Linked DNA regions of Homo sapiens: region 1 is linked to region 2. A link is an interaction called in ENCODE POLR2A ChIA-PET data of the cell type or tissue named here. Cell type or tissue: endothelial cell of umbilical vein. All regions are shown on one strand. Each heading gives the region's core, and the rest is flanking DNA. Links, peaks and the distances in the headings are about the cores only. Region 1 overlaps NDUFAF2 (NADH:ubiquinone oxidoreductase complex assembly factor 2). Region 2 holds the start of LOC105378994 (a long non-coding RNA gene).

The links. ChIA-PET counts read pairs that join two places held together with the same protein. Peaks named below come from ENCODE experiments on the same cell type or tissue, not always from the same donor. Only the 100,000 strongest peaks of a DNase experiment are listed, where the experiment ranks them.
Region 1: POLR2A ChIA-PET joins it to region 2 with 10 read pairs; 3 of 35 experiments call an interaction of 5 or more read pairs at or near these places.

The regions. Positions count from the first base shown.
Region 1 is chr5:61,123,463-61,140,027 of GRCh38, reverse strand. The region is part of intron 3 of NDUFAF2 (NADH:ubiquinone oxidoreductase complex assembly factor 2); the gene reads right to left. Among named protein-coding and RNA genes, the nearest start is that of SMIM15-AS1, 31 kb to the left of the region's middle. In endothelial cell of umbilical vein, for the core only: no CTCF peak of the experiment used is centred there; no DNase peak of the experiment used is centred there.
Region 2 is chr5:61,315,856-61,332,420 of GRCh38, reverse strand. LOC105378994 (a long non-coding RNA gene) reads left to right here and starts at 205. Exons shown (of 2, transcript XR_007058781.1): 1 at 205-281; 2 at 10,634-10,927. ZSWIM6 (zinc finger SWIM-type containing 6) reads right to left here and starts at 163. Exons shown (of 14, transcript NM_020928.2): 1 at 1-163. The coding sequence starts at 148. RefSeq lists silencers at 159-298, 409-808, 1,019-1,088, 1,119-1,698, 1,525-1,819 and an enhancer at 1,503-2,073. In endothelial cell of umbilical vein, for the core only: no CTCF peak of the experiment used is centred there; DNase peaks (open chromatin) are centred at 9,260 and 12,680; H3K27ac peaks cover 2,502 bases.

The sequences.
Region 1 (16,565 bases), core at 3,468-11,467, 190 kb after region 2:
ATGTGCTAACATTCGAAGAGTGTACAAGGCAGGGAGTTTTCCTGAGTGATGAAACAGCTTTCAGTGGAGAGGGGATGTAGGGGTGGTCCCCCTATCCGAAAGTGGGAAAGTACCCCTAATATGGCTGAGTCAGGAGCCTTTTATGGGCTCAGAATGGGAAAGGGACAGGCTGTAGGGAGTATTGGAAAAGGCAACATTCAATTGTTAAAAGGCATTATTCAAAAAAAATTAATCAGGAAAGGGCAGGCAAACAGGAACATAAGTTCTCACTCTGGGTTGCAGGTTTCATCTGGGACCAGCAGCCTGGTCTTTCAGCCTCCAGGCTGTTTTTGGCTTGAAGGTGGGGTTTCACCAGGGACCCGCCCCTATTAGCCTAGGCATTTGGCTGCCTCCTGTCGCTATCAACAGATAATGCCATTAACCATGGTAGGAAACAGAAAAAGAGTTCTGCTTTAAACATACCAAATTTAAGTTGTCTGTAAAATATCCAAATATCTTTTTATCAAACTGTTAGCTCCTTCTTGGCCAAACTTCAGAACACTGAAATGCTTCAAGGACTCAATTCTAGCCCTCTTTTTTACTATACAGACGGTCCCTGACTTACAATGATTCAACTTATGACAGTGCAAAAGCGACATGCCTTCAGTTGAAACTGTATTTTCAAATTCTGAATTCTGATCTCTTCCCAGGCTAGTGATATGCCATACAATACCTTCTCATCATGCTAGGTGGTGGCATTGAGCAGCAGCTCCCAGTCATCACTTTGATCACAAGGGTAGACAATCCACACTCTACAGTGTACTGTGTTACTAGATGATTTTGCCCAACTGCAGGCTAATGTAAGTGTCCTGAGCAGGTTTAAGGTCGACTAGGCTAAGCTATGAATTTGGTAAGTTAGGTGTATTAAATGTATTTTTGATTTAACAATGGGTTTATCGGGATATAACCTCATGGTAAGTTAAGGAGTATCTGTATTCTCTCTCAAAGTAATCATTTCTTATCCCAAGTTTAAATATTGTCTACATATGCTGAAGAAGCTCAAATTCATTTCAAGCCTGACTGCTCCCCAAGCTCCAGAATAATATAGCCAACTATCTGGGTGGAGGTGGATGTCTAACAAACATGTTAAATTAAATATGTCCAAAGATGCCTTAGGCTCAGAGGGCTAACTTAAGGCCATACAATTAGACTACACTTGAAACAAGTTTCTGCCTCCACCATATTTTCCTTCTACTACTTATTACTCTTTGCACAGTTCTCAGCAAGCCACACACATGGCTTTGCATACAGGTATCCTGCTGCCTGACTACAGTGTTTCCCTGACCCCTAGAAGGTTTGCCTTGTTTCAATAGGGCCTGGTCTCCCTTTCCTCACATGCTAAGATAAAAGCAAGCTCCAAGGCAACACCCTACTTCATGAACATAGAGAGGAGCCTTCCAGCTAACCGGAAGTCCTAAAAGTTAATTACTATACTCTCAAAGTAGTCTCTGTGACATATCAAATGCACACCAGTGGGCACGATCTGGGGGGGAGGAGGCTGTTACTGGGATGTCCTCATGGTGGGAAGAAGCACTTTAGCCAGCAGCAGCTAAATCACCTTCCCTTACGCAACTGTATACATTTACTTAAATGATTCCTATTTTTCTTTACCTCCTACATTTACCTAGCACTAAATTTTATCAATTCTTCCTTCAAAATTTATCTTGAATTGTGCATTTCTCTTTATCTCTATGGCCAATAGCATTTCTTGCTTGGACTCCTAATAAGTCTCCTTGGTCCTCTATGATCTAATGTCCACATAGAAATCAGAGTGACCTTTCATGCCACTTCTCACTAACAACCCTTTAAATGGGTCCTTGCAACAAAATCCAAACTTGCCTGTGGCAAATATGGAGATATTTGGATAAGCCCTTCTTCAAGGAAGGACTTGCTTCCCAGCTGCAGTGAATGCTGTGAGCAGACAGTCTGCAGCTGTCAACAATTTTAGCATGTGCCACAGCTTGTAGCCACCTTTCTAATGGTTTTCCAGAGCAGCCCACATCCAGTAACTGAATAAGGCAGGCAGGCAGGGCCATAAAGGCCCAGCTATTTCAACCAGATGTACAAAGACTCTGATGGGCAATACTTGCTCCAGAGCTTCCTACTAAATTGGCTGAAGCTTTGTTGGGCCTACATCACATTTCGACTTTGTCCTCTGTCCATTCCTATTTTCTTCCTCTTCCTTTCATAAGGATGCCTAATAAATACCTTTTATCTCAATGTCTGCTTCTGAAGAACACAACAAGGCTCCAAATGACCCAATTGCTGCCGACCTCTCCAATCTCATTTCATGTCATTTTCTGCTTTGGTTATTATACTTCAACCTCACTAGCTTCTTTGTTCTTTAAACACACTGTATTTCACTTGGCCTCTTTTAGCTCTCTGCTGGAAAGTCTTTTTCTTTCAGTTCTTCACATGGCTAGCTAAATCTCATACTTCAGGGAAGACCAATAACTTAAAGAGAACTTCCCTGGCTAATCTATGTAAAGTGATCTTTCCAACCAGACATAAGAACAACACCCAGTTTACTTTGTAGCACTTATCATATCTCATAATCCTTATTATTTATGTATTTGTTTATATGGCTTGACTAGAATATAAACTCCAAGGGCCAGGAATATGTATAGTTCACTGTTAACATTCCAGGCATCAAGTTTAGCATATTATGTAAGTGTTGAAAAATAATTTGTTGAATGAATAAATGACTCCATGGGTCTAGCTCAAGAGAGAGGCCAGTGCTGGAAATCTGGAAGTATATGTAGTGGCTGAAGCCAAGACAAGGATGAGATTGTCCAGAGAAATAGTAGAGAAGAAGAGCCAAAGGTCAAGAACAGATACTTCATGTGGACCACCAAAATTTAAGAGGTAAGGGAAAAACAGGAACCAACAACATGTTGAGAAAGAATGGTCTAGAAAGTGAGGGGATAATAAAAACGGCATTGGTAAAAGTAGTAAATATTGATGCCTCATCCATATTCTCTCAGCTTACTCTGTAGCTTTCTAAATAGCTTATTTAGATGAAGCTTGTTTCTTACTTCAAACTTCTGCAGTTCTTGGTCTGAGGACCATATTCACCTTATATAATGGGCAGGATGAAAATACCAGGGAGTTATTAACACTCCCCAGGAGTGAGCCTTAGTGAGAAATTGGTGGATAAATACCCCAGCTTCCTTGCTCTTCAATGGAACAACTCTGTGATGTGTTCCGCAGTCTCTCAGAGGGCTGCTGGCAAAACTGAGCTCGTTTGCCCACAGCATTTAACCAGCTTATTAAGGCACCTTTTAGTGACTTTCTTTTTTTCCCTTTCTTACTGTTCAACTCTAATGCTTTTAGAAGTGGCCTTGCAAATAAGTTACTTGTATCCAAATCCTTGTCTCAGATCCTGGTTTGAAGGGAACACAAAATTAAGTAAAGAAGCCACAAGGGGAAGGAAATTCAAGACGGGAGGCAGTTAACTCTATGAAATGCAGGTGGGGTTAGAATTGAGACATATTCAACGGACTTAGCATTAAAGAGGTATTTGGTGACCTTGAGAGAGAAGTTTGAAGGAGGTTATGGAGGCAGATGCAGACTGTACTGGAGAGAGAGGAAACACTTCCCAAATAAGTCTTCCATAGATCACACTAGCTTTCCAGGAAATTAAAAGGTGCTTGACATGCCAAAAAGTTGTATGGTCAAATCAAATTGGGAAACAGACTTTCCAGTTCAAGAGTCCCAAAATTTCCCCTACTCCTTTTGAAAACCTACCCCTTAAATAAAAGAGATACCAAGATTAGAAAAACTCAAAGCCCTTTTTTGATAAACAGAGTGTCATCTAAAATAGCAAATGACAACATAAAAAGATGGAAATAAATAGAACAACAAATAATTCAGCAGAGTAGAAAAGGAACAATCCTAAATGTTTGCAAACAGGGATACTGGTGAGAAAAAAAGCAATCCACCCTAGATATATATATATATATATATATATATATATATATATAAAGACAGGCTTAGATGTAGGGACCAAGAAGAGGGCTAGGTTGAAGTGCCACACTGTAAATGGGGATAGTGGAAGATGGCTAAGTAAAAATCTGCATTCCAAATGGTGAGACCCTCAAGCTCCTATATCCACTTAGTTTGAGAAGGCCAGCAGCTAAAAATACACAATCCACCCCAATCCTACTGATTTATTAGTAAAGGTCATTAATTCTGTAGCCTTGCCCACGTGATTCTGGCTAATTACAGCCTTGGTGGTATCATCTAACATGTTTCTTTACCCTTGTATTTCATGTAAACTGGCAATTATATCCAGAGCAGTGGTTCTCAAACTTCGGTATGCTTTAGAATCACCTGGAAACTTATTAAAACACAGATTGATGGGCTCTACCTTGTGATTCAATAACTGAGGATAGGGCCCCTGATGTGCACATCTAACAAGTTACTAGGTGATTCTGATGCTTCTGGTCCAGAGATCACACATGACCAATTAATATGTTTTAATATAATGAACTCATATTTATATATTTGAATGTTTCAATCAATTGTTTTGGTTAGTATTTCTATTTTTGATGCTCAAACTTGACCCATCTTTGGCCAGTGGGAGCCCCTTCCAGTTGGCTCCTATATCCTTTTGACATAATCTTCTTGGTTTCTTTGCTCTCTGGTGTAAAAAGATGTCCTAGACTCTCCTTGTACATTTCCTGCCCGAGACTTGACATCAGCTATTTCTCTAAGGAGCCCTGGCTCCTTAGAATAGAAAATGGTAAAAAGTTCATAGTCTGAGATGAGATGTTAATTGCTACTGGACTGTCATTGCTGTTAGGTCTTTCCAGTGGACCGAAGTAGGAAATATGCTTTTTTTTTTTTCAGAAAAAATATGTCATTAGTTCATAATGACATTTCCAATTCAAATTTAATATTGTAGGTTTTTATTTAATTTCTTTTATGCTATAAGCTTTGGTTCCTGAGAATATTAATATATTTATTTTAAATATGTGTGTAAAATAAAAATGCCAATATTACTGCTAAGAAAATTATTAAATATAGTTGAGGATTTCTTTGTATTCCTTTCTTTTTGTCCTTGGAATATACTCACTGAATTGGGAATGATAGTAAGAAGAGTAAGACAAACATTTTTTAAAATTTTAAAAAAGGATAAATAATGAATACACTCACTGATGTACAATGTCTTAAAGTCATGTGAAATCATTTTTTCCTGTGTGATTCTGCTATCTACTTGATAAACACGTTTATTTGTTTCAGGGATTCAAAAAAATTTTGGGGGGGGAATTAATTTCTTTTAATTTTTGTTTTTGTTTTTTGAGACAGAGTCTCACTCTGTCACCCAGGCTGGAGTGCAGTGGCACGATCTCAGCTCACTGCAAGCTCTGCCTCCTGGGTTCATGCCATTCTCCTGCCTCAGCCTCCCAAGTAGCTGGGACTACAGGCACGTGCCACCACGTCCGGCTAATTTTTTTGTATTTTTAGTAGAGATGGGGTTTCACTGTGTTAGCCAGGATGGTCTCGATCTCCTGACCTCGTGACCCGTCCGCCTTGGCATCCCAAAGTGCTGGGATTACAGGCGTGAGCCACCGCGCCTGGCGGGATTAATGTATTTTGAAATTGTGTAAAACATCTATATAGTTCCAAAGGCAAAATTATACCAGATATAATAAAAGAAGTCTAGCTTCCATCCTTGCTCTTCTACTCTGTTCCCTCCCTCTACCTGTCATTTTTATTAATTTTCTGTTTATCCTCCCATTTTTTCTTTATAAAATAAGCAAATACATGTGCATCTCTTTCTCCACCCTTACATAAAAGGTACTATCAACTGTTTTTCATCTTACTTTTTTTACTTGACAATATATCACGAACATTCTATAGAAGGATATTTTCATCACTCCTTTTTAGCCTCATAGGACTCCATTGTGTAGCTATATCATGGCTTACTAATAGATATTTGGGTTGTTTCTGCTCTTTTACTATGACGTATTTACTACTACTATTACAAATAGCCCTATAAATTATGCCAAATTACGTATTTTCACCAGATAATTTTTAGTAGATTTCTACTAGAACTTAGATTGCTAGGGCAGAGGGTAAAAGTGTATGTATTATGCTGGCTGTATGAAAATAGGTTTTTGCCTGCCCTTTATGCCTTTCTGTCTCCCACAATTCAGGGCCTACAACAATGTCTAGCACATAATCGGTGCTTAACACATATTTGCGAAATGAATGAATGTGGCTCTGTCTGTGTTTACTCACTGTTAATTGGTTTCCTTTTTAGTAGACCATCTGAGAGGGCAATCACTGTTGACTGATAATCTGACTTTGTATAGTGCAGTTGTATTATAAATCCAAATGTAAACTTAAATAGCTAATCAAGAATATATCATATTCCATCATTAATAAAGGAAGTCCTTTTTTTAAATTGCTTATACCCCTTCCCTTTGTAACGCTGAAAATTGAGAAAAGATAGATACAAACTTATTTATATTCTTGGAAATTTATACTAGTTTAAAAACATCAATGTGGTAAAATGACTCGGTTTACTACTTTTGAAAATTAAGTAAGAAAAAATATTTCTCTATTTTTCTTTGTGTACCTGCCACCTATCAATCACCAAGTATGTGGCTTAAAATATATCACCACTCATATAAGGACTTCCTAACTTAGGAATAGCTTAAGGTAAGAAAGTTAAAGTCAACCAACTATTTTGGACCCAAAACACTTTTTTTTCCCCAAAGAAATAGTGCTATAATGGTGGTTATATTCCCTGTCTAGTACACATTAAGGAATTTACCCACAGCGTAGCACAACTACAATAACAAATACAAATATGATGGGTTACAATACATCATCCATAGTGCCTGTGACTGACCAAAACTTGGAAAGAGGTTGCTTACATCTCAGAAGGACTACTGGTGTTGTTTCTCAAAAGAGGCAAGGATACTGTGGGAAGGCAGATAGGCAAGTGCCCCTTACTTAAAATGGATCTCAGGACTCTATTGCCCCCACCCCCGCCACCATTATGAAGACAGTGCAAGCTTTTCCCTTCTTATTATGGGATTGGAGAAGGTGGGATTAAGAGGATAACCTAGGATATAAAGTGATACAGTAGCAGGAATTTGGAAAATGTGACCTTGTGGCCAACTAGAAGTACAGCAGTCAGATAAACCACAAACACTACAGCAGCAATAACAATAAAATCCACTTCAGGCAATGTGAATAGCACTAACAAGCAGTTACTACTCGAAACAACTATACTGAGAAGGGAGTAGAATTCCCAAGCAGAGCAGCAGCTGATGAAACCAGTTGAAATAACATTATGGGAAGGAAGGAAAGGTAAAAGGGAGGAACCACACTAACATCTCTTCTGCTAAGAGAAACTGAAAAGGCTAGACTACTAATTAGGGTTGTAGAGTGAATTCTAAGGGTTGGGCCATCAGGTGTAAGTACAAGTGGGTATCAGTGGTAGCCCAGGAGACAGGCTTCCTTTAAGTTTGGTGTCAGGAGAAAAAGAGAGGCTCAGCGATGTTCCAGCAGTGATGGAGACAGCAATATGAAGAAACAAATTGAGGTGAGAATTCTCAAAGGAGGTGGGGGAGGGAAGCAAAAAGATCACTGGGAAATAAGAACAAAGGAGACGGAGAATCAAGGGTAAAGAAGGAACCCACCAAAAGACCTAGGCTGAAGCCCTCTTTCTTTCACTTATTCATGTACACAATCACTCAATATTATTGAGCATGAACTCTGAGCCAGGTACTGTTCTAAATCCTCGAGAGATGGCAGGGACCAAAACACAGTCCTGCTTTCATGAAGCTTAGATTCTAGTAGGAAGAAACAAACTATAAATAGACAAATCACACAGCTAGTGAATGTAAGTAAATAGGTGACTGGCTGTGTTGCCATATACTTCTCATTTAATCCGCTTGCCATTTTGGTTTAGCAAAGAAACAAGAAACTTGAAATAGTGTGGGAGTACATATTTGCCAAGGGGAAAAGCAGAACTTTTAAAAGCTCCTTCAGAATGTTCTTTTCTCTTTCTTAAAATGGAAATCACTGTTCTTTTAGCTGCAAAAGTAATACATCTTGAAAAAAATACAGAAATGTAAACAACAGAAATCTACAAAATAGAAAATATCTCATAATTTCATATCCACTGTTAAAAAGTCTAATCATTATAGACTTCCCCCTGCATATACATGTGTTTATAATATAAATATAGTGTATCCCATTTACATGTTTATAATTATAGATAAAATATATACTACGAATACTATTCCATAAACTGCTTTTCACTCAATATTTTTCAGACATCTTTTTTGTGTCAATATATATAGGTGTACATTATCCTTCATAATGGCTGCATACTAGTTAGTATTCCATTGTAATTTATTCGTTCAATCCCCTATAGATGAATGTTTAGAATGGTTCATATTTTACAATACTACAAACAACATTCTTGTATAAAATTTGTATACATTTGCCATTCATTCTTTAGGATACCTTCTCAGAACTGGAATTGCTGCATTAAAAGTTTCTCATATATTTGGAAAATTGCTCTCTAAAGAGTTAACATCCATTTTGGGCAACAAAGTGAGACCCTGTCTCTACAACAAACATAAAAAACAAACCAAAAAACCCCCCAAAAAAACAACACAATTAGCTGGGCGTGGTGGCCTGTGCCAGGCTGAAGAGGATGAATTGCTTGAGCCTAGGAGTTTGAGGTTACTGTTAGCTATGATCTTTCCACTGCACTCCAGCCTGGGAAAGAAAGTGAGACCCTGCCTCAAAAAAAAAAAAAAGAAAAAAAAGTTAACATCAACTTACACCTGTATCTATGGTGAATGAGAATACCTGTTTCCCCACAACTTTGTCAATACAAAAAAGAGAAGTCTTTATTCTGTATTTTAAAACTTTTCCCCTCAGTCTTTGGCTTAACTTTGTCTAGGATTTTAACTATCAAAAAGTAGAAACTTCTTATGTTGTCAAATTTGTCAATCTTTTCATCATAGTATCTGGCTTTAGTGTCATGCTACTCTCTCGTGTATTCCTTTTTTATCCTTCAGTTTTCAGCCTAAAGAAGGTTGAACCTGTTTTCACATTTGTAATGTCCCATTTCTGGTACTGTTTCGTATTGTTATGTGTCTGTCTTTCTCACTGGAGCATAAACTCCCTTGGCCATCTGCAGATTCTCCTCTATATCTCCAACATCTAACACAGAATAGGCATTTATAAGTTATTTGTTGAATAAATTTTAGAGTCTTCCTTTTTGGGGCCTACTGCTAGTTTTCCCTGGAACAATGTTCCTTCTCAGAGATCAAATGAATATTAAGGGAATCAAACAAACCCTTCACTATAAGAAGTAATTTAGAGGGAGGGAAGGTAAATCTCATTGACTCCTTCTCCGAAAAAACACATCAAGTCAGGCATTGCTGAACCAGACTTGTCAGAAAATCTTGGACTGGGCTTGACTGAACACTGCAATATGGCAAGTGAGTCAGGCAAGTTATATAAGATCTCTGGGGAAATTCTTCCGGTTCAATAACCTGTAATGTTGCTTTCATGATAACCAAGAGTGCATCCAAATCCTGTTTCTCAAGAATTTTGATGGTTTCAAAATCTACTGTTCCCTTTTCAAAATGAATTACATGCCATACAACAAATTTAGGAAGAGTCTTGTGATGCCAGAGCACCCCAAAAGTTGGGAACTTGTACCCTGGGTTCTACTGATATCCTCTGGGATGGCAATTCATAACTCATTTCAAGGAAAGTGATATTTGTGTTACATATTTAAGTACAAGTTTCAGCAACAGTGATAGTCAATTCCTTGAAAAGTACCAGTTAAAGATACAAACTAAAAGTTTGTCTTACCATTTGCTAGGTAAAACCATTTTTTTAAAAGACATCAAGGTTGGTTCCTTTGCATTCTGGCAATAAAAAGCTTCGTGGTATTCAGATTAGATGAATGTTTTCTAGAATAATTCTTGAGAATGTTTCTTTTCTTTTATACTAAGTTATCTTTTAAGTGTGGCAGGAATTAGAACAGCTCTTATCTGGAAAATTTTCTCAAGGATACTTGTAATATTAGAATTAGAAAGTCTTTTTAACATGCCTAGGTTGAACAAAAAGCTGGGTTTTATTTGCATAGTGTATGATAATAGCATTTATTTTCTACTATTATTTTTTACTTATAAGTACTTTTCCTTTTTTATTATACTTTAAGTTCTAGGGTACATGTGTACAACGTGCAGGTTTGTTACATATGTATACATGTGCCATGCTGGTGTGCTGCACCCATTAACCCATCATTTACATTAGGTATATCTCCTAATGCTATCCCTCCCCCCTCCCCCTACCCCACAACAGGCCCCATTGTGTGATGTTCCCCTTCCTGTGTCCAAGTGTTCTCATTGTTCAATTCCCACCTATGAGTGAGAACATGTGGTGTTTGGTTTTTTGTCCTTGCAATAGTTTGCTGAGAATGATGGCTTCCAGTTTCATCCATGTCCCTAAAAAGGACATGAACTCATCATATTTTATGGCTGCATAGTATTCCATGGTGTATATGTGCCACATTTTCTTAATCCAGTCTATCATTGTTGGACATTTGGGTTGGTTCCAAGTCTTTGTTATTGTGAATAGTGCTGCAATAAACATACATGTCCATGTGTCTTTATAGTAGCATGATTTATAATTCTTTGGGTATATACCAGTAATGGGATGGCTGGGTCAAATGGTATTTCTAGTTCTAGATCCCTGAGGAATCCCCACACTGTCTTCCACAATGGTTGAACTAGTTTACAGTCCCACCAACAGTGTAAAACTGTTCTATTTCTCCACATCCTCTCCAGCGCCTGTTGTTTCCTGACTTTTTAATGATCGCCATTCTAACTGGTGTGATAATATCTCACTGTGGTTTTGATTTGCATTTCTCTGATGGCCAGTGATGATGAGCACTTTTTCATGTGTCTGTTGGCTGCATAAATGTCTTCTTTTGAGAAGTGTCTGTTCATATACTTTGCCCACTTTTTGATGGGGTTGTTTTTTTCTTGTAAATTTGTTTGAGTTCTTTGTACATTCTGGATACTAGCCCTTTGTCAGTTGAGTAGATTGCAAAAGTTTTCTCCCATTCTGTAGGTTGCCTGTTCACTCTGATGGTAGTTTCTTTTGCTGTGCAGAAGCTCTTTAGTTTAATTAGATCCCATTTGTCAATTTTGGCTTTTGTTGCCATTGCTTTTTGTGTTTTAGACATGAGGTCCTTGCCCATGCCTATGTCCTGAATGGTATTGCCTAGGTTTTCTTGTAGGGTTTTTGTGGTTTTAGGTCTAACATTTAAGTCTTTAATCCATCTTGAATTAATTTTTGTATAAGGTGTAAGGAAGGAATCCAGTTTCAGCTCTCTACATATGGCTAGCCAGTTTTCCCAGCACCATTTGTTAAATAGGGAAACCTTTCCCCATTTCTTGTTTTTGTCAGGTTCATCAAAGATCAGATAGTTGTAGATGTGTGGTATTATTTCTGAGGGCTCTGTTCTGTTCCGTTGGTCTATATCTCTGTTTTGGTACCAGTACCATGCTGTTTTGGTTACTGTAGCCTTGTAGTATAGTTTGAAGTCAGGTAGCGTGATGCCTCCAGCTTTGTTCTTTTAGCTTAGGATTGACTTCATAATGTGGGCTCTTTTTTGGTTCCATATGAACTTTAAAGTAGTTTTTTTCCAATTCTGTGAAGAAAGTCATTGGTAGCTTGATGGGGATGGCATTGAATCTATAAATTACCTTGGGCAGTATGGCCATTTTCATGATATTGATTCTTCCTATCCATAAGCATGGAATGTTCTTCCATTTGTTTGTGTCTTCTTTTATTTCATTGAGCAGTGGTTTGTAGTTCTCCTTGAAGAGGTCCTTCACATCCCTTGTAAGTTGGATTCCTAGCTATTTTATTCTCTTTGAAGCAATTGCGAATGGGAGTTCACTCATGATTTGGCCCTCTGTTTGTCTGTTATTGGTGTATAAGAATGCTTGTGATTTTCGCACATTGATTTTATATCCTGAGACTTTGCTGATGAAGCTGCTTATCAGCTTAAGGAGATTTTGGGCTGAGACAATGGGGTTTTCTAGATATACAATCATGTCATCTGCAAACAGGGACAATTTGACTTCCTCTTTTCCTAACTGAATACCCTTTATTTCTTTCTCCTGTCTGATTGCCCTGGCCAGAACTTCCAACACTATGTTGAATAGGAGTGGTGAGAGAAGGCATCCCTGTCTTGTGCCAGTTTTCAAAGGGAATGCTTCCAGTTTTTGCCCATTCAGTATGATATTGGCTGTGGGTTTGTCATAAATAGCTCTTATTATTTTGAGATACGTCCCATCAATACCTAATGTATTGAGAGGTATTTATTGAATACCTAATTCAAAATTTGTTGAATTTTGTTGAAGGCCTTTTCTGCATCTATTGAGATAATCATGTGGGTTTTGTCATTGGTTCTGTTTGTATGCTGGATTATGTGTATTGATTTATGTTGAACCAGCCTTGCATCCCAGGGATGAAGCCCACTTGATCATGGTGGATAAGCTTTTTGATGTGCTGCTTGATTCAGTTTGCCAGTATTTTATTGAGGATTTTTGCATCAATGTTCATCAGGGATATTGGTGTAAAATTGTCTTTTTTTGTTTTGTCTCTGTCCGGCTTTGGTATCAGGATGATGCTGGCCTCATAAAATGAGTTAGGGAGGATTCCTTCTTTTTCTATTGATTGGAATAGTTTCAGAAGGAATGGTACCAGCTCCTTCTTGTACCTCTGGTAGAATTCGGCTGTGAATCTGTCTGGTCCTGGACTGTTTTTGGTCGGTAAGCTATTAATTATTGCCTCAATTTCAGAGCCTGTTATTGGTCTATTCAGAGATTCAACTTCTTCCTGGTTTAGTCTTGGGAGGGTGTATGTGTTGAGGCATTTATCCATTTCTTCTAGATTTTCTAGTTTATTTGCGTAGAGGTGTTTATAGTATTCTCTGATGGTAGTTTGTATTTCTGTGGGATCGGTGGTGATATCCCCTTTATTATTTTTTATTGTGTTTATTTGATTCTTCTCTCTTTTCTTCATTAGTCTTGCTAGTGGTCTGTCAATTTTGTTGATCTTTTCAAAAAACCAGCTCCTGGATTCATTGATTTTTTTGAAGGGTTTTTTTGTGTCTCTATCTGCTTCAGTAGTGCTTTTCCTTCTTAAATTCAGAGGCAACTGTGATGTTTTCTTAGGTGAATCCATGGAATGTATTAATCTTCCCTGAATATGTCACTGGACTTATTACATGTAAGTATTTTGCCAATACGCAAATAAATTTTGTTAGCAAGTATTATTCTGGTGTGAAAATACGTACTGACTTTTAAAAATTATTACATTTAAATCACAATGTGATGTAAATTTACTGATAACAACATCAATTTGGTAATTAAAGTGTGGAAATCATTCTACAGAAAATCTTATTAGTGAGATTATTTTCAACGAACACATACATAATGAAATGTTTTTATGATAAACTGCCATGTAACTTGGTGCTAATCCGTCATACAATTAGTTTGACTTTGTGAAGGAGACAATTACTGAAAACTTATGCTTATTAATCCTCACTAAAATAAACCTTTTTCTTGTTTTAAGAAGAGACATTGTCAAAACAGATAATTATAGAAAAGCTAGAAACAGTTTGAAGACAGGACCTGTCACAAAAACTTTATTTTCCTTTCAACATTTCACCTTATATCCAGTTGTGCAAATCAGAAAACATTTAATTTTATTACTACATAGCAAGAACTTCATACATTAAAGATGAAAAGCAATCAATTTTTAACCCAAATGTTTTTCATACTTTGAAAACGAATGAAAGAAAAACATATTTTTTTAAATAAAAAAGAAATCAAGTTAAGCAAATACCTAGATTTATGACACTTATTTTAAGCAGAAGATCTTTCCACACCTTCCCTCAGAAATGGATCTTTCCTTTGGTACTACTGTATTATTTCTCTTTCTGTATAATTGAATTTCTATGCTAACAATATGATTGGATGCATAGGACTTGGGGCACACTTAGTGCAGAATACATTGAGCTGTATTACTGTTTTATATTGTGTAGGTTATTTATTACTATGGTAGCCAGGCTTTAAAGTTATCCAAGATTATTTAGGTAATCAAAATCAAAAGACTTGGCCTATAACAAATAAAAGCAGTCATTTCTAAATTTTAAATATATAACACTGTCATACTTAATATCCAACTGGCAACAGGCTTACCTTTCATTTTGGGGAATGAATTTAATTACTTTGATCTGAAGATGTGGGAATCTCTATTTCTTTAAACCATCTGCCTTGTCAATACACAGTTTTAAATGTAGATTTTATTCTATTTTAAATTTATTTGTGGGACCACCTAAACATTAAGGCCAAGTTATTGATGTGGACCTTGAATTCGATGGACTTGAAAAAATTATTCTTTTTAAAATAAGAACTATAGGCACATGGCATGAAATGTGAATGATGCAAAAGATTTTGAGATAAAAAGTAACACTCCCCCTTACACATGCCCAGCTACCTACTTCTCCCTTCCAGAGCCTGCCACTGTATTCTTCTAGAGATGCTATTAGAACCACAATTTCAATTTCTTTGCCATGATAAAAAAAAATACAGTGCATAAGAAAAGAGCTGACAATATTCAGTGATGGAAACTACAAAGCATCCAAGAATTTAGGAGAGGAAATGGTAACAATTATTTGAGTAGAAATTAACATTTTCCATTAAAAAATTGAATACAGTATGAAAGGGAATGTAGAAAAAAGAAATACAGAAACAATGTGACACAGTGTGTGGCACTGTGTACCCATGCAAATCTGATGTTCAATTGTAATCCTCAGGTGTCAGGGGAGGGATCTGGTAGGAGGTGATTGGATCATGGGGATGGATTTCCCCATGCTGTTCTCATGATTGTGAGTGAGTTCTCACAAAATCTGGTGGTTTAAAAGTATAGTACTTCCCTCCTTGCTCTCTCTCCTGCTACCATCTAAGATGTGCCTTATTTCCCCTTTGCCTTCTGTCATGATTGTTAAGTTTCCTGAGGCCTCCCCAGCTATGGGGAACTGTGCGTCCATTAAACCTCTTTTCTTTATAAATTACCCAGTCTCAGTAGTTCTTTATAGCAATGTGAAAACGAACTAATGTACAATGAAAAGAAAGTTTAGAATTAAAAAGTACTGTGAGGCTAAAGGAATACTATCCAATTGAACACAGTGATGAATGGAAATGTTCTAATTTGTACTGTGCAATATGGTAGCCACTAGCTACATCGCTACTGAACATTTCAATGTGGTAGGGTGACCAAGAAACTAAATTTTTAATTTTAATTTTAAATAAATTGTAATAGCTACATGTACAATACAGTAGATATTTTACTGGAAAACACAGGACTAGACAGTCTAGATCAAAGATGAGAAATATTAGTAACTAAGAGAAATTTTAAGATGAAAGATTTATAAGTTATAATAAAAATAAAATTTGAGAACCATCATGAGAGTAATATGTCCAAAATAGAAATCTTTCCATAATCTGACATTTGAATAAAAATCTTTAGAAACTAGAAACAATACCCATTCAAAGAAGTAGGTATAGAAATTAAGTATATAAAGAATAATGGAAAAAAGTAAAGAGTAAAAATGAATTTATATAAACAATCATGTTAAAGACAAAAAGCATTAATTATCTGATAAAAAGAGCACAACAGCACTTTATAAATATTTGCTGAATTGAAATGAGGTAGTTATTATGATGGGCCTCTTCTTTGTCATGTCCTTTGCACCATCTGTCAGTCAGTTACTGAGAAAAAGAAACTATTCAGCTAGCATTCTTAATTTCCTTTTTAAAACTTAAATATTGTTCTGATTAAAGAAAAATGTTCCCTTTATGTAGCAAATTCATAAAATACAAAAACGCATAAACAACAAAATAAAAATCAACTCACCACCCAAATAATTATTATAATTTTGTATTTATGTTTCCTTCCAGTCTTTTTTCTACATACAAAGAGTCCCTTTATTTAAAAAATACCTAAAATAACAGGGTCAGATCATATGGCATATTTCATAATTTTCTTCTTTTTAAAATTCATTCTCATACAATATGTTTATAAAGGTTAAACACATAAAGAAGACATCAGCCTGGAAACAGGCTAAGCCAAATGACTAATTAGATTCACATTTACACCTTCATTGCTAATTGTAATAAACTTGTTTGAAAAGAAGGTCTCCAGGAGTTAATTTGCTAGCAGCATTTATCAATAAGCGATAATGTACTTACATTTTACAAGTACATGTAAATTTACAAGTCTTTCATTTCTCAGTTTTATGCCAGTAGGATCAACGTGCACTACGGTTACAAAGTAAGTTGGATTTAATTACAGTTACGTGCTATGCAATGACATTTCAGTTAACAATGAATAGCATATAAGACGGTGGTCCCACTGTGCCTTTTCTGTTTAGATATACTTAGAAACACAAATAT
Region 2 (16,565 bases), core at 5,104-13,103:
CACCCGCCCGCGGGCCTGGCCGACAGGCAGAGCTGTAGCCGCCACCCGCGCCGCCGCCGCCGCCGCTGCTGCCCCCGCCGCCGCCGCCGCCGCCCGGCCGGCAGCAAAGCCGTTTCGCGGGAGGAGGCTGCTGTCCGCGCTCCGCCATGACCGCGCCGCTTCTAACCCGACAGCGGAAGTGCCGGGACCCTATAAACGGCACTAGGAAGCGCGACACGCACACGCCGTCGCGACGCCACGATGCCATCTAGGGCCCGCCGCTCCTTGTATGGGCACAAGAGGTGGGGCCTCCGCTGTGACGCAGAAGCTGGGGCGGGGCTCTGATAGGGGGAACCTAGGGCCGGGGGCGGGGCCTATGCAAATCGCTGGGCTGAAACATAAATAGAGCGCTTGGCGGACACGGGGGTGGCGGGGGCGGGCCGTTTTGGTGCCCGGTGGGTTGTGAGAATGTCAGGCTGCTGTGACGCGGGGGAGGGCGGGGTCAGGCGGGGTTCCCGTGGGAGGGGGCGGGCCGCCGGGCCGGGCCTGAGGTGGGTGGGTCTCTGCGCCCCCTGCCTACCCCACTTCCCCCTCCAGTTCTCAGCTTCTCTTTGAAGTCCGAGAAGTGAGGATGCGCCTCGTGGGTCGCAGCGGGGGAGGAAAGGGGAGAAGAGGGGGTGAGCGAAGGGGAGGGTTCTGAGCTAAATGGAGGGCGGGGCCCACGGGCCGATGCCCCACCCCCCCCGTCCCCCTGCCCTTCGGGGGAAAAGCCTCTGGGCGGAGGAGGCGCTTTCAAAACAAAGAAATGCGGCATGGACCCCGGGGGACGCGGGTGGAGAGGAAGGCGGAGGAGGCGCGGCCAAACCCGAGCGCCTGCCAGCTTCCCCTCCAGCCGGTCCAGGGGAGCTCTCCCCACCACCCGCCGAAGCTGCAGCGGGGAAGGGGGAGGATGGCTGCGTTCGGCGGCGGCTTTCCACTTCACTTTTGCAGACCTGGTGTGGAAGGAGCGCGCCCGCTCTGCTAACCCCGCGTGGCTGCAGTGCGCCCATCCCCGAGCCCCGCGTCCGTTCTGTCTCGGCTGCAGGGCTGTGCCCGAAAACACGCAGAGCGCTCGGAACGTGCCCAGCAGCCGCGCGACCCGCGTCCGGTGCCGGCTGCCACCGTCCCGCCCTCGCTGCCTCAGCCCCTCGGGCCAGGAAACCGACCCGCCCGCTAGAAGTCGAGGAGCTCCGGCCGCCCTTGTCGCCCCCGCGGCCGCGCGGACAAGGCCCCGCTCCAGGCCGGGGTTTCTCCAGCTCGGGGTGGAACGCAGCCCGGGCTGTGGGGTTAGCAGACACACCTTTGTGAGTACACACGCCGCAGGGCGCGCGCAAGCCCCACGGGCTCGCGCACACATCGCCCAGCAGGCGGCAGACGGCGTGCCAGGCGGCGGACGGCGGCTTCGGGCGCACTTGGGTCTGCGGCCCGGCTCCCACCCCGGCACCCGGGTGCGCGGCGCCCGGCTGCGCGGAGTCCAGGCGCTCGGGACGCGCGCCGCGCTCTCAGTCGCCTTGGCGGCGCCCGCAGGGCCAGTCCCCTCGGGTCCGGGCAGTGTAGGGGTGGACCAGGGAGAGCGAGTGCAGAGTGCAGCTCGCTGGTGCCTGGACGCGGGCGAAGGCGGAGAAGCGAGTCCCTCTCTGAACCTGGAGCCCTGCGGACATTGTTCGCGCTCCACAGAGCTCGGTCAAATCTGCTTCCAAGCCGCAGACTTAATTACCGCGTCGGAGACAGGCTTCCTCCCAGCCCCACCTTCTGTTTTTACTGTAAACAGTGGTGCTGATCCGCTCCCATTGTTGGAGATAAACTGTATCTCCTTTGACACTTTCGCATCTTTTAAGGTTATTGGCTGCTCCCCACCCGCCTGCCTTGCAGCCTGGATTTAAAGGGATAGCGCGCTTCGGCGTTTTAAAGAAAATCGCCCATTCGGGGCCGAGGCCCTGGAAACCTCGAGCTACACAGTGGGCCTTCACAAGTCCCAGGCTGCAGGTCCCTGGGGTCGGGACGCTGGCCGACTTTCCGCAGCTGCCTTACTTGTTAGGAAAATTTTTGTGGCATTATGTTTTTGTATATCCGTCCAGTATTTTTCTGGGCACTTCCTCCATGTCTAGGAAAAAGCCTGTGCGGAAAACTGGAGGATCTTTATGGGCAAGTAGAGGGAGAAGTCTCTTTCAGGGGTTTCATTTCTAGATCTCTTTAAAAATAAGAATAATCTTATAATTGTGTAAAACATAGGTATAGAAGACAGTAAGTTTAAAAGTAAAACACAAGTTGGGCTCTATTCTCTTCAGAAGTTCATGATACGACTTAGGCTTGTATAATGTGTAGATTAGCAAGCATTTTCACACATAAACACATAGAATCACTGAACTGGAAAGTCAGCGATGACAAAACTGGTGCCCCCAGACAGGATAAATGACTCATTCAGGGTCATAGGGGTTGTTAGTAGAAGAGATTAATTCACATTGAACAGGGAAGTAGGTACCTTTGGAGGTGCCTAACTTTTAGAGCTTTCGTTATTATAACGAGCAAGAGACTGGATTTAAGGCACCGTCGTTTGCTGGAGGGATCTATTATAAGCTCTCTAATTCAGAGACAAATGAGGGGCCACCAGTTCAGCCTGACCCAGCCGGCCCTCCCTGCACTCTCTGGCGCTGATTACTGACCTCCTCTTGAACTGGGCCCCTCTCTGAGTTTCCCGGAATTCTGCCATCCCTCCAGTGTCTCCAACTCCTCTTTTCCCTCTTTTTTGTTTATCTTCCTTCAAACTGTTTAATGTATACCCTGCCCTGCAGCCTATCACGGTCCTCTTCATTTTGCTTGATCCACCACTTGGAGAGTTTCCACCACCCACCCTATAACCGTTTCCTAAAGTATCATCTCCCTCTCTGGCTCACGTATTTCTTCCTGGTGGCCAGCTCACTTTTCCATCACCACCAGGATGCCCACGGCCACCTCAAACCCAAAGAACCACCTTTCCCTAGAATCCAGGTTCTCTTCTTTCGTTATATTTTTGATACTGTTGCCACCTGTTCCCAGGGCCCCAAGCTTTTTCCTCTGCCTTTGCCTCTTTCCTGTAACTCCCACAGTTGACTTGTATTGTCTATCCCAGCCCCTCTGGCTGCTCACAGTCAATTATTCCTCCTCTTCACTCTGCAGGAGCCTCCTCCCTGGTGTGTCTGTATAGCCTTTCCTCCTCCAAATCATCCTCCACCCAGCTGCTGTGCTTCCTAAAGTACATTTCGGATTGTGTCACCCTCCTGCTTAAGTCCCTGTAAATGGCTCTCTGCTGCCTACTGGGAGAAATCCAAACTCAGATCTGATCTTGACCAAACCCAACTTTTCAGCCTTGCCTCCCACTAAAACCCAACAGAACGTTTCCCAGTTCCCCAGCAGGAATTCTGTTATGTCCCAACAGGACTTCTCCACCCCACACATTTGCTCAAGATGTTCCTGCTGCCTGAAATGTCTCTCCCTTCCCTTGCAACTTGTCAAATTCCTACCCTTCCTACAAGGATTTGCTCAAATGCCACTTCCTCTGGGAAAACCCACCTGGCTGTGTGATCTCTCTCTCCTCAAGCCCCTTTAACACTTTGGATCGTTCTTGTGACATTTATACCATTCTGCCTAGCATCAGAGTTATGTTTACACTTGCCTAAGCCATTGTCCTTTCTCTTTCTCTCTCTCTCTCTCTTTTCCTCTTCCTCTCTTCCCTGGTTAGAAATTCTCTGACAGTTGGGTATATGCCTTGTCCATTTCTGTAGTCCCTGAATGCCCAGCATTGTCCTGCAAGGTTTCTGTCTCCCCAGAGGTTAGCTACACCCAGGAGCCAAGGGAGAAGTGAGTGATGGTGTGTCATCTTTGGCTAGTGCTTCTGCCATCTCTCATTTTTTTGAGTAATTATAGTGTTTTTCCTGGTGTTCATAGAAATCATTACTGAATTACTTATGATTACCCTTTTCCAGCAGGCTTCTACCCCAGGGACCAAATCAGGGATAGAGCCGCCTCCAGTGTTTACCATTAGGCAATGGTAGGAAATCAAAGTACAGAAAGTCTACTGCTTCCCATATGCAGTGACTCATATCACATCACACCACATCACTAGTGTGGTCAGGAGCTAGGCTCCCTGGCCCACTTCATAAATAGTACTCCCAGTAGCTAAACTGATGAACTGAAGGAAGTGAGAAAACCCCACCCAACACCCACCTGAGCACCACATCTAGCACCCAGCCCACTGCAGTCAGATGCATAGATAGGTTGATGGACAGATGAATGGCAAAGGAATTTATTTGAGAAGGGCAGTGGAGTCCTAGCCAGAGATCTCTTATGGCTCCTCCACCCTCCTTTAACTTAGAAATGAAATTTTTGAATTAAATTCGGTAGCGGTTTACCAAATTCCTGGAGCAGTGGTTTTCAAAGAGAGACCCCTAGAGTGCCCCAGGGCAAAATGCACACAACTTTGGAGCTGGGAAACGGAAATTAACACATGTAGCGGCTCCCCACATGAGTCATCTTTACACTAAAGTTTGAAAACTACCCTTTGGTGACAAGAACTTCACAGGGTCCTGCGCTTAGGAGGCCTGCAGGAGAAAATGGCATTGCCTCATCATTATTGCTAGTCATCTCAGCTAATTAAGACAATAATTTGCCATTAGTAGGAAGATTCCAAGACATGGAAATTAAATTAGATCTAAGGAATTTCAAGTCATTTGAAGATGGACACAAAGTTATATTCATTTCCATTCTCTTTTTCATACTGGGACATATTTTTTAATACTGTAGTCGAAGCCAATTATGTTCCCTGGAATATAATTTGTTTAGAGGAGAATAAAAGCCTAAAACAGCATAGTTAACCTATGAACCAGGCATTCTCCCCTCTTGTGCAGTGAGAGAGCATCTCACTCTGTATGGCTAAAAAGAGCGAAGAATGAGGGAGAATAGATGATACTTCATCAGTGAAAAATGTCCAGTAACAGGAGAAAGTGCCAAAAGAGTCTTCCTGGTCAGTCATTTCCATGGAATAGATTCTTGTGCAAAGGAAGAGGTAAGCAGGGAATGATCAACCAGAACTGAAAAATTTAAACCATTACTCCAACTTTGAAGAGGGTTCATTTTAACTTTGTTGAATCCTTGAGAATCAAGCCACAATTTTTTTTTTTTTTTTTTTTTTTAGATAGGAGCTCGCTCTGTCGCCGAGGCTGGAGTGCAGTGGCGCAGTCTCAGCTCACTGCAAGCTCTGCCTCCCAGGTTCACGCCATTCTCCTGCCTCAGCCTCCCGAGTAGCTGGGACTACAGGCACCCGCCACCATGCCTGGCTAATTTTTTGTACTTTTAGTAGAGACAGGGCTTCACCATGTTAGCTAGGATGGTCTCGATCTCCTGATCTCAGGTGATCTGCCCGCCTCGGCCTCCCAAAGTGCTGGGATTACAGGCGTGAGCCACAGTGCCCAGCCAAGCCACTAATATCTTACCATTAGTATTTTGGGACAGTGGGCAAAGACACCATACTAGGTCCTTTACAAACAGTAACTCATTTAATGCCTCTTACACAAGAAACAAACGAAGAAACTGAGACTCAGAGAAATTTGCCAAAGGTTATTTGGCTGCTATCTGGCCACGCAAGGATTCAAGTTCTGTCGGTCTCACTCTAAAGCCAGAATTTTTTTCCATTATCCAGTATTTCCCAAACTTGTCAGGTCATAAGAATCACCCTGAGCACTTGTTAAAAATATACATTTCCTTTACCTCTCCCCTGGAGATTCTGATTCAGCAGGGCTGGGGTGGAGCTTGGAATCTATCTTTTTAACCCATGCCCTGGATAATTCTTCAGAATAGGCAAAATTGGGAAATATCATATTCCACACCACATTGTCACTCAGTAACCCACACTATTTCATTCCTTAAGATGTCCCCTTCTAAAATGTGCTGAATTATAAGAAAATATATTCAACCACTGATCAATCAACCAATCTTTTCCAACCTGCTTCTAAGAACAGTGTATTCTGTTTAGATGGAAGCCTTTAAAGTTACAAGCTGGAATTTTGAAAAATAAATTATTGCATCTCAATATATACCAAAAAACCAGGCTGGCAAAATTGCTTACAAATGAATTTGTTTTAAATGTTGTGATTTGGGCAATAATTCTACCCTCAAGAAGTAAAAGAGATTTGCTTTCATTAAATATTAAATAATTTGCGTGTGTCAATTTTCAGAAAAGAAAAACATTTTAGCGTATAGTCTCTATACCATTTAAATATTAGTAAAAGTTACCAGGCTATTATCATTCTGTTAGTTACTCCAATGCAAAGTGCAATGGTGAGGATCTTATTAAATGAAAACATCTTAAAACTGGAAGGTTCATCAGGCTTCAAAACAGGCTTAGAACCCAGTGATGGCCAAAAGAAATAGGAAATGCCACATTTCCTTATAACCTTAATATTTCCCCTTTTAAATAACTAACTTTTTATGAACTATTTTGTTAAGATTGTCACAGGATAAACAAAAGAATACTATTTAATCTATTTAATAGGATAATGTAAAGACATTTATTTCAGTATTTATTTACCTGTGTTAACTAGGAAAAAACTCCCACTTTTAAACACTAAAAAAGTGTTAGTATAGAGAATCATAATTTAGAAAATTAATGATTTTCTCAAAATTGCCTCACCCTACTAGGTCACTCTCTTGCAGATATCTCTGATAATGTGAGATGGTACAAGAAAAAGAGGTTTAAGACATATTCTCTAGGGAGACAAAAGGTGCTCTGACATGTATGAAGGATGTATTTACAGAAAGTAATGTCATTCCAAAATTCACTTTGTAAGGATATAGAATGAGCATTTTTCAAAGTGATCAAATAGTACTTTGTTCATTCTCATTCCTATTTGGAGGAAGTAAAGATGTAAAATCTAGACAGCCAGGTAACTTTAGGGGGCACCTTATGCCTAGATAAAGATTATTTGCATTTAAGATACATGAAAATTAAAATTTTAAACATGAAAGCCAAATTCTGAAACAAATTTATTAACGGCATTTTATCACCTACAGTATTTTTAAATATTCAAGAATTCACTCCCTGTCAAGAAAGGAATCATGACAATTCAGATGTGAAAAATGTCACTTCCAATGACTTTGTTCAAATCCAGAATTAGATAACTTGTGAAAATGAAGAGGTTTCAGTAAAAGCTGGTGTATCAGACATTTTTCAACGTGAAATCTATATTAACTCACACCCCCACGGAATCACGTTGCAATAAAACCATGGTTATGCAGAACTTTTGTGAAAACCACCCAGATTGGACAGGTTTCCCAAAGAGCTGAAGTTGTACTTTTTAAGGACCAAACATCTCTTTTTTTGAAACAGAGTTTTGTTCTTGTTGCCCAGGCTGGAGTGCAATGGAGCGATCTCGGCTTCCCACAACCTCCGCCTCTGGGGTCCAAGCGATTCTCCTGTCTCAGCCTCCCAGGTAGCTGGGATTACAGGCATGCGCCACCATTCCCGGCTAATTTTGTATTTTTAGTAGAGATGGGGTTTCCCCATGTTGGTCAGGCTGGTCTTCACCTCCCGACCTCAGGTGATCCGCCCGCTTTGGCCTCCCAGAGTGTTGGGATTACAGGCATGAGCCACTGCTCCTGGCCCAAAAATCTTTTTAAAAGCTTAACGGGGCTATGTGTGGTGGCTCACACCTGTAATCCCAGCACTCTGGGAGGCCGAGGCAGGCAGATCATTTGAGGCCCGGAGTTTGAGACCAGCCTGGCCAACATGGCAAAACCCTGTCTCTATTAAAAATACACAAAATTTGCTGGGCTTGGTGGCAAGCACCTGTAATCCCAGTTACTCCAGAGGCTGAGGCACAAGACGGCTTGAACCTGGGAGGCAGAGGTTGCGGTGAGCTGAGATCACGCCACTGCACTCCATTCTGGGTGACTGAGTGAGACTCTGTCTCAAAATAAAATAAAAATACAGGCTTAACCCTGCACACTAGAAATCTTTCTAAAACATGACACACTTCTTTGACTTCTTAAGCATATTATAAGGACTGATTATAAACACAATGATGCCCTTAAGAGCTACTAAGGTACGCAAGGTTGCTTGTTCATAACAAAAAACCCAGATTGCTGGCTTGGTTTTTCTTCTCTTTTTCTCTTTATTTCTTTTGCCCTTCCCTTCCCTCCCCACTTCCCTCCCCTCCCCTTCCCTTCTTTCCCCTTCTTTCCCTTCCCTTCTTTTCCCTCCATTTTTTATTTAGTTTGTTCTAGGTTTTGTTTTGGTTTGTTGGTCTCAGCCTTTACAGTTGTGCTATTTCCTGTTACTTTCACTTTTTTGTTGTTTATTTAGAGTCGATCTTGCTGTATTGCCGAGGCTGGACTCAAACTCCTGGGCTCAAGTGATTCTCCTGCCTCAGTCTCCTGAGTAGCTAAGACTACAGGCATGTACCTCCATGCCTAGCCCCTCTTACTGTTAATTATTGTCATATAACCACCCATAATGTCGCTTCTCACTTTCTGAATTATTGCTCTCCCCATGTTGTAGCCTCTGAACCCGGAGAACCTTATTTCTACAATTATGTGTAAAGTAAAATCAGCGAAGTTCTTAATGAGAATCTCCCACCTGGTTAAAATGTACACGATCTTTGTCACATTTATTTTGCCTCTTGCAGACTTCCTAGATTCCAGCTAGGTCCCAGAAAATGGAGAAGTTATTAGATGACCAAACTCTGGCTTCTGAGGGGTTAATATAGGATGATAATTGACATTTGTGATGATGAGTCCAAGATGCCTACTGAATCATCATGTGTAAAATAATATTTACTGAACATGATTTAGGTTTAAAGCATTTAATGAAATTATAACCTTTGGAACTTGGTGGTTCACTTCTGAAATCTATGGCAATGTTTTGACAGATTTCAGATGAAACAAAATCTGCATTCCCAGGTCACACACAAGGACTGTATGCCATGCACTCCTATGACAGCTTGAGTTCACCCTGGAGAGGGGAGGGTTAGAAACCAAATCCTTAACAAGCCTGCCCTGCAAGACTCAAGACTGTGCATTAGGAATGACCTGGTCCCTGCCCACCTCTCCAAATGGCCTTACCCCAAGTTCATTCCCTTTGCTCTCTGGAGCTCTGCCAACACAGGCTACTCAGGCCTACTTTCAATTCCTTTAACACTCACTTCCTCCAGAGGCCTTTGCCCAAGAGTTCCTGCTCCCTGGAATGTTCTCCTTCCCCAGGCCCCACAACCACTGCCTAGTTTCCTCCTGCTCGGCTTAATCACACTTCCTTAGGAAAGCCTGGCCGCCCTGACAGGTCAGTTCTGTCTATTACACACTCTAGTAGTTACGTGTACTTCTCCTAGGGGCTCTTATCTGAGTTGTAATTTTTCATTTAGTTGTATGTAGGACACATTACCTGGAGAATAGTAGGTGCTCAATAAATATTTGTTCACTGCATGGAAGGGAGGGAGCAAGGGCACTTCAGCCAGACTGGCCTCCTCATTGTGGTTAACATCAAGGTGTGCCAGGAGAGCAATTTCCAACAGCTTAACATTCACTTGATTGCTGCCAAGGCCCATGGGTCTTTCCTTTCCTTTCTAGAAAAGAGTAAAATCTACTCGATGAACATTCAGCAGCATGGTGTGAAGCTATTATGGCCACATTCTGGAAATCATTGCATTCTTCCAAGCAAAGAAATAAGAAAATCTTCCCAAACAAATGTCAGAAACTTTACCACACTGTCATACATGCTGCCTGTAACATTTGTCTTTTGTTAATTTTTTTTTTCTGGCTTTCATCTCAAGTGTCTCTCAAGTTTTGGCAATTTCAAGTCTTCTAGTTTCCATGGAAATAGGAAACAATGATCTCTGGGAGATTAAGAGCGGGGAGATATCCACTCTAATGGAGTTCTAGAGTTTTCTTCCTTTGATAGTATTTGTGAATTGAGAGAATGTTGGTGTGGAGGCAGGGCTTCGGTGTCATCAACAAATCTTTATTTTTGTGCCTATAATGCATCAGGCATTGTTCTCTTCCAGGAATGCCTCCACCTCCAAACTGCTACATTAAAGGTAAACATGCTCTCCCAGATGTGGGCTCTCAGGTTTATTCTTAAGTGAAATTCAAATTGTTGAGCAGGAACTATTAGCTCTGTAGTGAGAATCTTTACCTTTTCCCTCTAGGCAACCTCAAGCACTTCAGATATTTTATAGAGCTCTTTGTGACACTCGGGTTACAAAGAACCATGGTGTATATACATTGTTAATTTTATTTTTTTATTATCTATTTCACAAGGAAATAAAAATCTCGACTTCCAGAGCAAGACATAAACATGTAATGTTGCTTTTTTTGTTGTTCTATAATCTTCATACTTGATAGTTGCTAATATCCACAGAAAACTTGACCAGACATACCTGAAAAACTTGAAAAATCTGAAAAAGGAAAAAAATAGTTTGCTTGTCTCCTTAATAGGCAAATGTCCACAATTTTACATCCTCTCACAATGACTTAATTTCTTTGAGACTTTGAACCTAGAACCTGTGTGCATGTATATGACCATTGTAAGACTCAGCTTTTAACCTGTTATGTAATCTGTATTGTAATATTCTACATCTCATGCCACCAGAAAGTTTGCAAGTTCCCTGAAGGACAGATACGGAAGATTATAAAACCAGCTTCTAGTTTGTCTCCATGTGGAAGTTCAGCCTTCTGGCCTCTCCCGCACCTCTTCAGTATCTATCCTCCTACCGAGCACCCATCTGATGGATCTCTCCCCACTGCAACCCACCCTCCTCTCCAGGACCACTTTTTCTTGCCTGTAATTCTGGCCTTAGGAATGCCCAGAGGAGATCTGTACCCAAAAAGTATGTTTGAGCAAAGCTAAGTCTCCAGAATAAAGATAATCCCAATTTACAAGTCAGCCATTAGAGATTTAATTCTTTTACACCTTCCTGAGCACCTTTTGAAAAAATATCAATATCCTTTTAGGGGTTAAGATTTCAAGTCATTACCAGTTTATGCTCCCAAGGGATGCCTTAAGCTATGTGCCAACCTCCGGTGGAAAATTAAATTCAGGACAGGCCTTGAAGGATGGTGCTAGGAGGAAAAGGGACGCTGGGGATTGGAGAGGACCAAATGAACTTCACTAAGGAGAGTCCGTGAATTGAAGAGTCCCACCACAGACCCCCACTCCCAGCTCCAACACTCGCTTTGACTAACAAAAGTCAGTTTCACTGAAATGGTGGCAGATCAGAGTAGGGCCCTAGACTCAAGCCCTAGCATCCACATCCAGGTTCTGTTTTTACAGGTCTGACACAAGATTTCACACTGTTCAATTCATGGACTGTCTTTAAAGTTCCCCTTTTACTTTTTCCCCCTTGTTCCTCCTTTGCTCCTCTGGCCTAAGTTTATCTGTGTGCATGCTTGTGTGTACACGTTTTATCTGCATGTGTGAATGTCTCTGTCTGTATGCCCAGGTCTTTCTTTGTCCTGACACCAGCTTGTCTAGAAGTGGTAATCATAAAAAATTAATTCAGATTACTTGTTGGATGATTTAGATATTTTCAGCTTCATTAACAGCTAATCATGGCACAATGGATTACTCAACCAGGGTTTGAAATATGTTTTCAAGGTGGCTAGACTAACTGGAATGATCATATAAGGGGACTTCAGCAGGGTATCATACACACACAGCTATTATGTCTTTTGTGGGAACATGCATTTGCCTACGAACTGTCTGTGCATGTTTTTGGCAGGTCCCCCTTCTTACTCTCCATTCCCTTCCCCTTCCCAGCTTCTGCCAGATCTGCCTTCAGATTCCTCAGTCATGAAGCCTCCCTGAGAGGGGTGAGAGCTCTTTTAGGTCTAACTACACCCTGACAGGAGTGTCCCAATATGCCCACGGGTGAGGCAGGCAGGCCAACTGCACCCCAACAGTGTTCAGCACGAGGCTGGGAGGTGAAAGATGTGTAGCCAGAAGTCTTGGAAAGGCGCCACTGGGGACATAGCCAGGTATCTTGCTGCCCTCAGAAAATTCTCCTCTTGCCATGCCCTGCAAAACAAATTAGCATCAGTGACAGAAGTGTGACCCTGGAGCCGAAGTTGTATGTGAACTCTTCCTCCAGCCACTGAAAATATTCTGGTGGGTATGGGGGTCTGGTTGGTATGGGAGAATATGAGCACACTACCCGGCTGCCACCCCACCATAGACAACCACCCACCCCCCACAACCCCAAGCTCCAACACCGGCTTTGGCTAACAAAAGTCAGTTTCGCTGAAATTGACAGCAGATCGGAATAGGGCCCTAGACTCAAGCACCTGCAGCCACATCCAGGTTCTGTTTTTGCAGGTCTGATACAAACCACTAACTCCTCTGGCCACAGAAAGTGCTCTGTGGGTAGGAGTAGCCCTACTTGCCCTTGACAGGGACCATTTTCAAGGGCTGGTTGGGTTTGTCAGGGGTTTTCTCTTAACATTTGTCAATGACAGGTGTTGCTAGGGTTGCAGGAGAAAGGTTTCACTTGATTGGCTAAGCGACTGTATTCCTTAACCAATCCAAATGCTCTGCCTGGGGGAGGGGACTTAACAAGATAGAACAATATCAAGCACAGGCAGACGCATTCCGTGTACTAATAAGGCGTCTGGAAAAATGGAATTACAGTGTGCAGGAATCCCATGCCCCTCTGCAGCTCCAGCCATGGCGTGGTTGCTGTTAAAAATGTTACAGTGTAAGTTAAAGTCATTCCCATTGATTGGAGGACATCAAGATTTCAAAACAGGGAGTAGCAGTTGGAAGGAGGAAGTAAAACTCCTTGCTCATTGTGTTTTACAGCCTTCCTTAGTAAAACTGCTGAATTGTAATTTAAAATATTCCACCCTTTCAAATAAATTAAGTGCAGCCCTTAAAAACAGGAAATGAGAGAGGCGCACACGTATTGTCAACTAAACATTCACAGACCTTGTATCAAAAGCAAAGTTGAAAATCAGAGAACAGTCCTATGAATTCATTTTAGAATGCTGCCAACAAAGGTCCCCACCAAGGGAGGTGTTATGCCTCTGGCAGTGCACTCTTGGGCTGAAATCTGAATGCTAATTAGGAAACAAATGAAAGACAAATATCAACTTTAAGGGAAATTTGGATCTTGCAAGAGCATAGATATTCAGAGATTCAGATAAACCTTATGGTACTAAGAGCTATGGTAGCAATGGCTGAACCCTCCCTGCAGAAAATCTAACTGCAAATAAGCCAGATGTTCCTGCTAAACTCTGGTAGTAATCAAAGCAAAGCATCCCCCTATAATTCATTTCCTCTATCCAACCCTTCTGCCCATGAAGGACCCCATAGTCAAGCTAAAGAGCTTGCGTTTAGTTTCAGGCTGAAATGGTTTTTGGTGGGTGCTGCATTTTACTTTATATACATTTTGAAGTAAATGAGAGAAAAGGATAAAAGATTTTGAGACTGAATTCTGGGTAGTTCCCCCTCCCACCTCTATTGGTATAAAAGATAATATTCATGAGCAGAAAATGATGTTTGAGGAGGGCTGGCAACAGGACTTCCCGAAGAGCTGCACAGAAAATAGAGCTTCACAGTCCTCCCCCACCACATTCGGGTACCCGCTTAATGCTGCCCACACTGCAGGCCAGTGGAACCCACCACAATTAGACTTTGCCCTGGATCCTCCAGTGCCTTAGTGGAAACACTGTAATAGCAGGAATTACTATTCCAAAGGGGAAGAAACTTGGAGAGTATGTTTGGTTAATTCTTTGGTTGCATGTGATGCTAAATACAGATATTTGTGCTGTTGGCAACATCTTAGGAAGTGATTTAACCCACTGGCATAGCCAGACATAATTTGTCATGTGGCCCTGTGATTTTAACCCCACTCGTTTCTCCCGTATGATTACTTCCATCATGTTTGTGTGTTAGTTACTTAGGACACATCTTTATTTCAGAGGCCTCGAAGTCCTACTTGACATTTCTAACTTAGAACCTAGACTTCTCCCTTCCTGAACTTATCTGCTTTCTTCAGGAACAGATCCGGGAGGCCACAAAACTAACCACCTACCTCTACTCTTCCTACTCAAGCAGTTGGACCTGGGCTGGTGTGTTACAAAACTCACCATTACGCTAGATCCTTTCCCAGCCTGGCAGGCACACCCACACAGCCACCATCAAGTATTCCCTAGGGTTAGAACAGTCCAGGGCTTTGTGAATTGGTACTCTCTTCATATCTCATATTTCAACATAACTTCCAATGAGAATCATACAGTTAGTTTTGGTTTATAAAAGTCTACTAGATCAACAACAAACAAAAACTTGGCCACTAATTTTAACCTGCAATCAAACAGCAGTTCATTCATTTAAGTTTCATCCCTTTCTTTTCCTAAATCAGTCTCGAATAAAGGGGGGGGGGGATTTTTAATGATAAAAAGTAGAAAACCGAAGAAGCAAAAGGCCCGAGATACCCCACAAATAAAGAAGCAGTTGCAGACCATTAATGATCACTAGGAATGGAATCACAGAAAGAGGTACTCAAGGGAGTTTGAAAGTTTGAAAGACCACATTCAGCCTGAACCCTCAAGAAAGTGTCTAAGAGAAAGTAGGCCAAAACAACAATGAAGTTAGGGTGAAAAAGATGTGAGTTTAGTTTTCAAAATGTCATGTCTGTATTGAGTGTCCTTTTGGTTCGAACAAGAAACAAAGAGAGAAATCAAACAGCTTCACTGACAAGCAGAGCAGTTGGCAAAGAGACCAGGGTAAAATCTTGGGAAACCCTTCAATGTGTAGCCTAAAAACAACACTAAAGAATCGTTGTATTCCTTCAGTAGAGCTCTATTTTCCCAAGTCCTACTTTCTTCATAGCAGACGATTCCCACTTTCAATCTGCTCTTAATTTTGCCCCATGTCATCACTGACACCTGGGTCTCTCTGTGGATTTCTTTCTTTGAATGTTTTTAAAGCTTCTGGGGAGTCTATTTTTATTCATTCATGCCATATATTAAACTATTTTAAGTATGATCTCAATAACATATGCTTATTAAAATATGGATTAAAAATGAATTATTAAAATAATCTACTTTATCCTGCTTATAAGCACAAAGGCTGACTTGATTCCAGAACAAGGCCATGACCAGGTAGTTTTGCCTGTGGCGACTCCTTCCAGCCGTCAAAACAGAAAGCTTCTTACTATAAAACAAAGTGAAAAGGGAGGTCTAGAGTTGTATTCATTCTCTGGGATGCTCTTGAGAGTGTAAACAGATCACCAGGTTTTCCTCAGTTGTTCCCAGTATGTACGGACATGGAAGTTTCTTTAGGGAAATACTTCTGTTACAGTGACCACAGTGAAGCTTTGGATTATCTTGAGCCTACAACACATTTTGTGAACACCATTTATTAATATCAATGTGCTTTGTTTAGGCCACCTAGAGCAATAACCACAAAAAAATTGATAAATTAGATTTAAGCAAAATAAAAAACCTCTCATGAAAAGAGACCATTAAAAAATGAATAGTCAAGACATAGACTGGAAGAAATTATTTACAAAACATAAACTTGACAGAGGACTGATATCCAGGATATGTAAAGGACTCCCACTTATTAATAAAGAGAAAACATTTTTTGAATGGATGGAAGACACTCTACCAAAGAAGATATATAAATGGCAGATAAGCACATGACAACGTGCTCAATATCTTTAGTCATTAGGAAAATGCAAATTAAAACCTGAAGTATCACTACTGCCAGGATGGCTTAAAATATAAAGACTGAATACACTAAATGTCAGCAAAGATGGGGAGCAACTGGGACTCCCATACATTGTTGATATGAACATAAAATGGTACATCAACTTTGGAAAAATAAATAGCATTTTCTTCAGAAACTAAATATATACTAGCTGTGATCCTGCAATTACATAAGTAGGTCTTTTCCTAAGGGAAATGAAAACATATGTTTATCAAAATACTTGTATAAGAGTGTTCATAGCAGCTCTATAAGTAATAGTCAAAAACTGAATACAGCCCAGGTATCCATCAAGAAGAGAACGAATGCACAGGGGCCGGGCACGGTGGCTCACTGCTGTAATCCCAGCACTTTGGGAGGCCAATGCAGGCGGATCACTTGAAGTCAGGAGTTCAAGACCAGCCTGGCCAACCTGGTGAAAACCCTGTCTCTACTAAAAATGCAGAAAATAGCCGAGTGTGGTGGTGAGTGCCCGTAATCCCAGCTACTCAAGAGGCTGAGGCAAGAGAATCGCTTGAACCCGCTTGCAGTGACCTGAGATCACGCCACTGCACTCCACCCTGGGCAACAGAGTGAAGCTCCATCTCAAAGATAGAGAGAGAGAGAGAGAGAGAGAGAGAAAATAAGTGTGCAAACTGTGGTTTAGTCATACAATGGAATACTACTTAGCAGTATAAAAGAATGAGCTACTACTGTTCACACAATAACGTCAACAAATCTCAAAAAGATTATGCTGAGTGAAAGAAGTCTTACACAAAGAATTCATCCTATTTGACCCATTCATATGAAATTATGGAATAGACAAAGCTAATCTGTG